Linked DNA regions of Homo sapiens: regions 1 and 3 are each linked to region 2. A link is a contact called in ENCODE Hi-C data. All regions are on one chromosome and are shown on one strand. The core of a region is the stretch at or near the end of the contact, and the rest is flanking DNA. Distances in the headings are between cores, read along the strand shown.

Region 1 (2,700 bases), core at 176-2,675, 660 kb before region 2:
GACTGGAATGCGTGGGGGCCTAACCCAGGCAGGGACCTTGATCCTTGGCCCAGAGAAGCCGGGCCCTAGCCCTACCCCGCCGGTCCGCGTGCCCGCCGAGGGCACAGTCCGCGCCGAGGGCAGGTGGAGCAGAACCCCGCCCCAGAGGTGCCCAGCCCCTCCAGCCGGCACCGAGGACCCCGGGGCCGGCCTGGGCCGGCTCGGCCCTGCTGGACGTAACCCGAGCCGGATCCGTCCAGTTTGGGAATTTGCCATGACGTCGCTATGGAGAAGAGGAAAGCCTGCATTGTCCCCTCCTCTCGTACTGCACCCTCCCACCACTGCCCTCCCTCTTCCCCCCAGGCCCTGCTCTCTTCCCCTACACCGCCCCTTCAGCCGGGCTCCCGCCACCCCCCTCCCCCGGGCATTACCCCTCCAGCTTAGTGCTGCGCGTTCCCCCTCCACTGCCTTCTCCTGGACACGGATCCCCTCCGTGCCCCTTCAGCCTGGCACTGCCCTGTCCCTTGGATACCAGCTCTTCCCTCACACTGGCCCTTCCTCCTGAGTGCTGGCTTCTATCACAAGGCCCCCCCTTCCCGGGCACTGCTCCCGCCCCCTGAGCCCCGCCTCTGCCTCCCAAATGCCCCTTACTCCTGGTGCTGGCTCTCCCGCACACTTGTGCGTTTCCTGGGCGCTGCCCTCGCTCCTCTCACACTATCTCTACGCTGCCCATCCACCCTGCGCGCGCTCCGCCCTCTGTTCTATCCTTCCCCAGCCCCTGATAGAGAACCCAGAACACCAGCAGGCAGTTCCCCCAAAGCGGAGGGATGGAAGCAGCGACTTGGGTTCCTCCTTGGGCCCAGCCAGGGAGAAGCGACCCACGCCCGCGTCCCAGGAGTAGACTTCCCGGCACCTGGAGCTCCCTTCCCTCCGGCCTACCCCTTCCGGTGCCCTCCCCAACCTCCACCCCCGCACACCCCGCAGGCCCGGTTGCTCCAAGTGCACCTACCCACGGGAGCCCCGAGAAAAGGAAGGATGAGGAAGACGGCCCCAACCCTCTCCGAATCCTTCCAGCTTTGCTTTTCACCCCTGACGGGGCAGAGGGGCCTTCCCAGGCCTGTCTGGGCCGCTCGTCTCTTCGGAGGGGCAGAGGGGAGGCGGCTCCTAACGGGCTGACCCGGAGGAGTCCGATGTAGACAGCTCCGCAGCCCCCAGCCCCAACCCCTACGGAGCTCAGGCGTCTGCAGCCCCTCCTGCCTGGGCACGGGGAACCGCGAACCCGGGCCGGCCCCTCCACGTGCCAGTAGACCCGCCCCTCCCGGGCGCCCCTCTCCGACCCGGGCATCCGCAGGGAGCCGGCGCGGGCTTGCGCCTTCCCAGCGCCCCTTGCCGCCTCTCGGGAGGCCCCGCGCGGACCCCAGCCTGGCTGGGCCGTCCCCTCCGGATGGGCCGGCGGGCGGAGCAGCGCAGAGGGCACCGCCCTCGGCCCGCCCGCCGGGGAGGGGACGCGAGCGGGAGGCTGCGCCAGCGGCGCCCGCCGGGGGCCCGCCGCACTCTGCTCTCGGCCTCCCGGGCTGCGGGGACGGGACGGCTGCCGGCGCGGACTTTGCGGGCCGGGAGCCGAGTCCAGGACAGAGCCGGAACCGCCGAGGGAGGCGAGAGGGCAGTGCGCGGAGATGGCGGCCGCGGCGGCGGAGGAAGGGATGGAGCCACGGGCGCTGCAGTACGAGCAGACCCTGGTAAGTGAAGCTGAGCTGAGCCCCAGGAGTGCGCTCCGGGACCCCTGCTCCAGGTTACCCTGGGAAGCGCGAGGACCAGGGGCCTACCCTAATCCTGTCCTAGCATTTTGAGCTGGGGAAACTGAGGCTTGGAAGTCTGAGGCTGCAGGGCCGAAGGGATGGAAAACTGCATGCTGGTTTCTGGCTGAGGCTGAGGGCCTGCAGAGGACAAGGACACCAGGTACTTGTCTCAGGTGTCCTTCCCCTCACCCCACAACATGCACGTTTTCTTTGCACCTCCCCTTCACCACCTGGGCCCAAGTCTCAGCACCCCACTGCCCCTTCCGCGGCACCATTCACACCATTGAACTTTCTCTACGCCACTATCTCCACCACCCAAGACATTCTCTGTGTCCCTGCCATGTGCATGGCACCATGCTAAGCATAGAATCGAGTGTGTAGAAAGATGGTCAGCCCCAGACCCTACCTCTGGAGGCTCCACACCCAGCGTTGGCTCCAGGAGCCCCTCAGTTGACTCTGGAAAAAGGTGGCTTGCCACTCTGGGGGACAGGAGCTTTAGGGAGGGTGGGTGAAGCAGGAATGGGTGTGGGAATTGGGACCTTTGTCTATGCTGATGCGGGGTATCCAGCCCCCACCCACCCCAGGGTGTGTCCCCTGACCTCATTAGAAGCAGGGGTCCTGGGCTCTGAGCTGACTTATCGCCCCCATTGTTACTTGGTGTTTGAGAAGCCACGTGACCCTCCTCATGTCACTGGGGTGGAAGACCCAAGCCCTAGGGAAAGGAAGGGGCCCGTGGTTCCTTTTTACCAGCTTGGGCTGGAATTTGCCCAGGAAGGTGGCAGGGAGGGAACGTCTTGGAGAGGAGAGGCTATAAGTCTGGGAGGTGCCCAGTTAGGAGAAAGTAGCTGGATGAATCAGGATGTCAGGGAGAGGTGGGAGTAGAGCAAGGGTAGAGGGGCCAACCCTTGGGATGGGGTAGGAG
Region 2 (2,765 bases), core at 58-2,557:
CAAGCTACTGCAAAGAGCACAGTAACTGACCTCGTAGGTTCCTCCCCAGCCCTCTTCCTCTACATAGCAGTCGGATCATGCTACTCGCCTTCTCAAAACCTTCAAAGGCTTCCCGGGAAAAACTAAACTCCTTATCAGGGCATCATCTGCCCTATCTTTTAAAGAGTATACACAAACAGGAATATACATCCAAGGGTAGTATCTCTAGATCGTAAAACTGCGGGCATTTTTCTCTGGCTTTGCTTGTATTTTTAAATTTTTCTACGCTGAATACCCTCTACTCATTAAGAAAGGGGAAATGATATTGCTGAATTCTATATAATATTATACCGCATTTTTTACATGTGAGCGAGAAAAGGGAATGGAAAACGTGGGTCAACTCTGTAACTGCTGAATGCTTAGATGAAAATACTAGCCAACATCAAACTAAAAAAAAATGATGTGTCAGGCCTGTAAGATTGCTGATGGCATTTCTCTTCCTCTGGTTTCTATTTCTTAACATAATCACATTCATGATGGAGAAAACCTCATTGTCTTCTGCAGTCTGGCCACAGCCCTTCAAGCCAGCCTTTCCTGCAGGAGTCCTCACTTTCCGAGGCTTCCACTCCGCCCCGCACTGCCCGCAGCTCCGGCGCGTTGGCCCCGGCCCCATCCCTGGACCCCCAAAGCCTCTCTGACCCCTCCCCTCCATCCCAGGGAGGCCCGGTGGGGATGGCGACAGGTTGGAGGGGCATTCCAGGATCCTTTCGGTAAACCCACGACTTTCTGGTGCTGGGGCCAAATCTTGCCTCCAAGGCCAAGAGCTTAACATCCTAAAAGCTCCGGCCGCTGTGGCTCGGGGTCCCGTATCCCCTCAGCGCAGCGCCCCGCTGAAGAGGAAGCCCCCAACTCACGTTCCAATTCCAGGCTCCCGCTTCTGCGGCTCCCCGGCCCGCACCTGGGATCCTCCCTGCCCTCCCCTCGGCCCCGGGGCCTCACCGGGTCCCGCTGCCGCGCTGCCTGCCGATGGGGGAGGGGCGCGCACGTGCCCGCGCCGCCCCCGCCCAAACAATGCCCCGGAGAGCGGGGCGCGCTCCCGGCCGGTCCCTTCCTGCGCCCGCCAACACTCACCCTTTCTCCGGGTCTCCGGCTGCAGCGCGGGCCCCGCCGGCCGCCGCGAGAGAGCACGGCGAGGTGAGAGAGCGGGCGAAGCCCCGCGGAGCTGCCCCGCCACAAGGCCCCAGCGACCCCCGCAACCTGCGGAAGCACACGGCGCGGTGGAGCCCGCCCGGCGCGTTCCGCCCCGCACGTCAGCAGCTGGGCGCGTCGGGGCGCGCGCGGCGGCGCGCGCGGCCTCGGGGCGGAGCTCCCAGGGATGAGGGCGGGGCGGGGCGGGGCGGGGCTGGTCCGGGCTGGGACCCCGGCCCGCGAGGGCACTTCCTGGGCAGTGTGGGCGTCGATTCTTGCAAAGGCACAGTCGTCCATCACTTTCCTGCCCCAGAAGATGGCGAATTTCAACCCCAAGTTTGACAGAATATTCATTCTGCCGGCGTGTATGAGCTTCCCTATTAATCACAATAGTGACTATGATGTTTGTGTGTGCCATCTTTGTGCCAACCCATGTGCTAAGTGCTGGGTATACAAAATAACAGTAGTTATTTCTAGCCCATTTTACAGATGAAGAAACTGAGGCAGGGAAGGCTTGAGACTTATCTCAGTCACACTAGCTAGTGACAATCCAAGTCCAGTTTTCCACCTAAATATCACTTGAGGCCAACATTCTCTTTCGTTGTAACTCTACCACCCTACCCAAGACCCTGTAATCTCTCTGCCCAAGACTATGAATAGCCTCCCAACTGGTCTTGGGGAACTTCTGTTCCCCTTCAATCCCTTCTCACTGTATAACGATTTACTACTGGAGCTGAGTGGTGGGTTTAGGAAGTTCACTTTTTTTTTTATACTTTACATACATGTTACCAAATTTTTAATGTATTTAATGTTTTTATCAACGCATAATAAATATAAGTGGTGTTTTGTTTTTTGTGTTTTTTTTTTTTTTTGAGATAGAGTCTCCCTCTGTTGCCAGGCTGGAGTGCAGTGGCATGATCTTGGCTCACTGCAGCCTCCGCCTCCCGGGTTCAAGCGATTCTCCTGCCTCAGCCTCCCAAGTAGCTGGGATTACAAGGCGCGCGCCACCACGCCTGGCTGATTTTTGTATTTTTAGTAGAGACAGGGTTTCACCATGTTGGCCAGGCTGCTCTCGAACTCCTGACCTTAGGTGATCCACCCGCCTCAGCCTCCCAAAGTGCTGGGATTACAGGCGTGAACCACCACCCCCAGGCTAATTTTGGTTTTTTTAGACAGGTCTCACTATCACCACAGCTAGTCTCACACTTCCGGGCTCGAGAGATCCTCCTGGCTGGGCACGGTGGCTCATGCCTGTAATCCCAGCACTTTGGGAGGCTGAGGCGGGCGGATCACCTGAGGTCAGGAGTTCAAGACCAACCTGGCCAACATGGTGAAACCCCGTCTCTACTAAAAATACAAAAATTAGCCAGGTGTATTTGGGCATGCCTGTAATCCTAACTACTTGGGAAGCTGAGGCAGGACAGTCACTTGAACTCGGGAGGTGGAGGTTGCAGTGAGCCATTGCACTCCAACATGGGCAACAAAAGTGAAACTCCATCTCAAAAAAAAAAAAAACTAAGAAAGGCTTCCTTGAACCTTAAGCTAAGACTCAAGAGATAATAGGAACTGGGGAGATAAACAAATTTCATGGAGAAGGG
Region 3 (2,700 bases), core at 198-2,697, 620 kb before region 2:
AGATCTGCGGCAAGAGCCTTAACAATCCACATACCCCCTCCCCGTGACAGCCCCCGGGGACAGCCCAGGGGCCCTGTCTCAATTTGGCAGCAGGCGGCTGCACTTTGCCCTGACACAGATGGGGGTAGGAAGATCCAGAGGCTGGAGACTGCCTGGTCTCCCCCACCCCCACCCCTGCTAATTCCTCCCTAATTACCTGTGGGAGTCCGGGGGATGGGGCGGGTGGGGGGCCTGTGGACTGTGGAGCTTTGTTCATTTCATTTGGTGCCACATCAGGGTCCCCCCAGCACCTGTTGGGAAAGAGTGGCGCTCAGGAAGAGGAAGGGACCCAAGCTTAAGGCAAATGGGGCGGTGAAAGGGTTGATGCAAGGGCTGGGTCCCATACGGAGTCCCAGAGATGCCAAGAGGGTGAAGCAGAAAAGATACAGCCTGTCCCCACCAACATGCTGTCAAACCCGCATCACTTCCAACCAACCCCTGACCTACTGAAACAGACCCCTCACTCACCCCCTCGATTAAGAACAAGTCCACGGTGCGGCCTACAGGTTCTGGGCATCCGAGGGCCTGGGGTTGGGAGGTGAGGGTATCAACCTGGCTCCGCGGGGCCCCAGACCAACCAGACCGGAAATTCCAGGTCTCGCTGGCACCAGGCTCCCGGATCACGAACGGAGCTAGCTGCTTCGGCCGTGGCGTCCCCACCCCCCACCCGGGGACACCGGGTTCGGGCCTGGCCCAGGGGCACACAGGATACGCCTGCCGCCGGGGAACCCGCACTGGGCCAGAAGCTAGGCCTGCCGCCGCCCAGGAGTGTAGGCCAGGAAGGGCGGGAGTCAGGCCCTAAAAGGCCAGGCGGGCGGCGGCCGTCGAGGAGCCGGTTTCAGGCAAGTGAGGGTCGGCCCGGAGGGCGGGCGGGGCCGGGGGCTCCTCCCTGCCCGCCGCCACCGCCTCCCTCCCCTGCGCCCTCCCTGCGCAGCGCGGGCCAGTGCCAAAGAACAACGTGTCACTTCCCGGCGGCCTGGCCGCGAAGGGGGGAGGGGGCGGCGGGCCGGGAGCCGTGGTGCCTGCGCCCGTGGGCTGCCGGGCCTCCTCGGGTCAGGCCGAGGTGGCATTTCGCGGCGACGAACCCGGCGCCCTACCAGCCCGCGGGGCCCGCATAGTCCGGCCCTGCGCTCCCCACCCCCACCCAGCAGCCAGGCCCGGCCGGGCCAGGCACACGTGGGCCGGGGATCGGGACCCTGGCGGGCCGGGGCCCTGGGTCGGGCCGCGGGGCCAGGGCGCCGGGGCGGCGGCGCAGGGTGGCCGGTCCCGGCCCGGATGGCGGCGGATGCGGGGGGAGGGGGTGGGGGGGCCGGGTCGGGCCCGGACATGGCGGCTTTACCTTCAGTCTCCTTCAGTCCGCGCGGCCGAGCCCCACGCAGCCGCACAGACGTAGTCCACAACCATTTCCGGCTCCCCGCACAGATCCCGCTCGGCGGCCACCGCTTCTCCGCAGGCGCAGCCGGCGCCCCCACGTGACCGGCGCAGGGGGCGGAGCCGCGCCGGGCGATCTGCGCCGCCGAGCACATGGGATTTGCCCCCGCCCCGTCACGTGACAGCCACAGCCCGCCCCCGTGTCCCCTCCCGAACTTTGAAACTCCCAGACCGATTCCCCTCTGTGTTTCTCTCTGTTCCGCGATTCTTTAGTTCATTCATATTTTAAGCAACCATTTATTGAGTGCATGCTAAGTACAAGGCGAAGTGCTGGTTGAGGGCTGAGAAACTGAAATCAAAGTCTCGGCAAAAAAAAAAAAAAAATAAGCGGGGCGCGGTGGCTCACACCTTAATCCCAGTACTTTGGGAGGCCGAGGTGGGCGGATCACGAGGTCAAGAGATCGAGACCATCCTGGCCAACATGGTGAAACCCCGTCTTTACTAAAAATACAAAAATTAGCCGGGCGTGGTGGCGCACCCGTAGTCCCAGCTACTTGGGAGGCTGAGGCAGGAGAATTGTTTGAGCCCGGGAGGCAGAGGTTGCAGTGAGCGGAGATTGTGCCACTGCACTCTAGCCTAGCCTGGCGACAGGGCGAGACTCCATCTCAAAAAAAAAAAAGAAAGAAATTAAAGACTCCGTCCTGCCTAAGTAAATCGTGATACAATACGAATTATGCAGGCTTTGAAAATAATTTAGATTAGGTCATTGAAAGGCCAATAACAAAGGAAATTAAAAGGATAGAAACATTCTAATTAGGCAAGTAGTATGAGATTTGTAGTTTAAAAAGATCATGGGCCGGGCGCAGTGGCTCACGCCTGTAATCCCAGCACTTTGGGAGGCCGAGGCGGGCGGATCACGGGGTCAGGAGATCTAGACCATCCTGGCCAACATGGTGAAACCCCGTCTCTACTAAAATACAAAAAATTAGCTGGGCCTGGTGGCGCACGCCTGTAGTCCTAGCTACTCGGTAGGCAGAGGCAGAGAATTGCTTGAACCCGGGAGGCGGAGGTTGCAGTGAGCCGAAATTACGCCACTGCACTCTAGCCTGGCGACAGGGTGAGACTCCATCTCAAAAAAAAAAAAAAAGAAAGAAAAAAAGAAATTAAAGACTCAGTCCTGCCTAAGTAAATCGTGATACAACACGAATTATGCAGGCTTTGAAAAGAATTTAGATTAGGTCCTTGAAAGGCCTATAACAAAGGAAATTAAAAGGATAGAAACATTCTAAC

What was found. Hi-C counts contacts between places; a loop is a spot of excess contacts on that map. Pooled maps may share reads with other maps.
Region 1: a loop to region 2 is called in a pooled map, with 11 times the contacts of the local background. The contact joins the promoter of POLR2H here to the promoter of YEATS2 in region 2. A Hi-C loop is called at or near these places in 1 of 37 single-sample maps with no recorded cell type and 10 of 50 pooled maps.
Region 3: a loop to region 2 is called in a map of naive thymus-derived CD4-positive, alpha-beta T cell, with 9 times the contacts of the local background. The contact joins the promoter of EIF4G1 here to the promoter of YEATS2 in region 2. A Hi-C loop is called at or near these places in 2 of 168 maps with a recorded cell type or tissue (naive thymus-derived CD4-positive, alpha-beta T cell and posterior cingulate gyrus) and 8 of 50 pooled maps.

The regions. Positions count from the first base shown.
Region 1 is chr3:184,360,435-184,363,134 of GRCh38, reverse strand. POLR2H (RNA polymerase II, I and III subunit H) reads right to left here and starts at 1,425. Exons shown (of 6, transcript NM_006232.5): 1 at 989-1,425; 2 at 1-262. It overlaps CLCN2 (chloride voltage-gated channel 2), which reads left to right and starts at 1,530. Exons shown (of 24, transcript NM_004366.6): 1 at 1,530-1,718. The coding sequence starts at 1,656. It overlaps LOC124906311 (a long non-coding RNA gene), which reads right to left. Exons shown (of 3, transcript XR_007096193.1): 1 at 2,378-2,700; 2 at 2,185-2,271; 3 at 1,824-1,916. RefSeq lists silencers at 1-265, 336-605, 1,166-1,755.
Region 2 is chr3:183,696,339-183,699,103 of GRCh38, reverse strand. It overlaps YEATS2 (YEATS domain containing 2), which reads right to left and starts at 1,307. Exons shown (of 31, transcript NM_018023.5): 1 at 1,111-1,307. RefSeq lists a silencer at 933-1,402.
Region 3 is chr3:184,313,353-184,316,052 of GRCh38, reverse strand. EIF4G1 (eukaryotic translation initiation factor 4 gamma 1) reads right to left here and starts at 1,447. Exons shown (of 33, transcript NM_198241.3): 1 at 1,379-1,447; 2 at 508-564; 3 at 197-290. The coding sequence starts at 256. RefSeq lists enhancers at 178-799, 1,524-2,024 and silencers at 637-1,346, 1,367-1,696.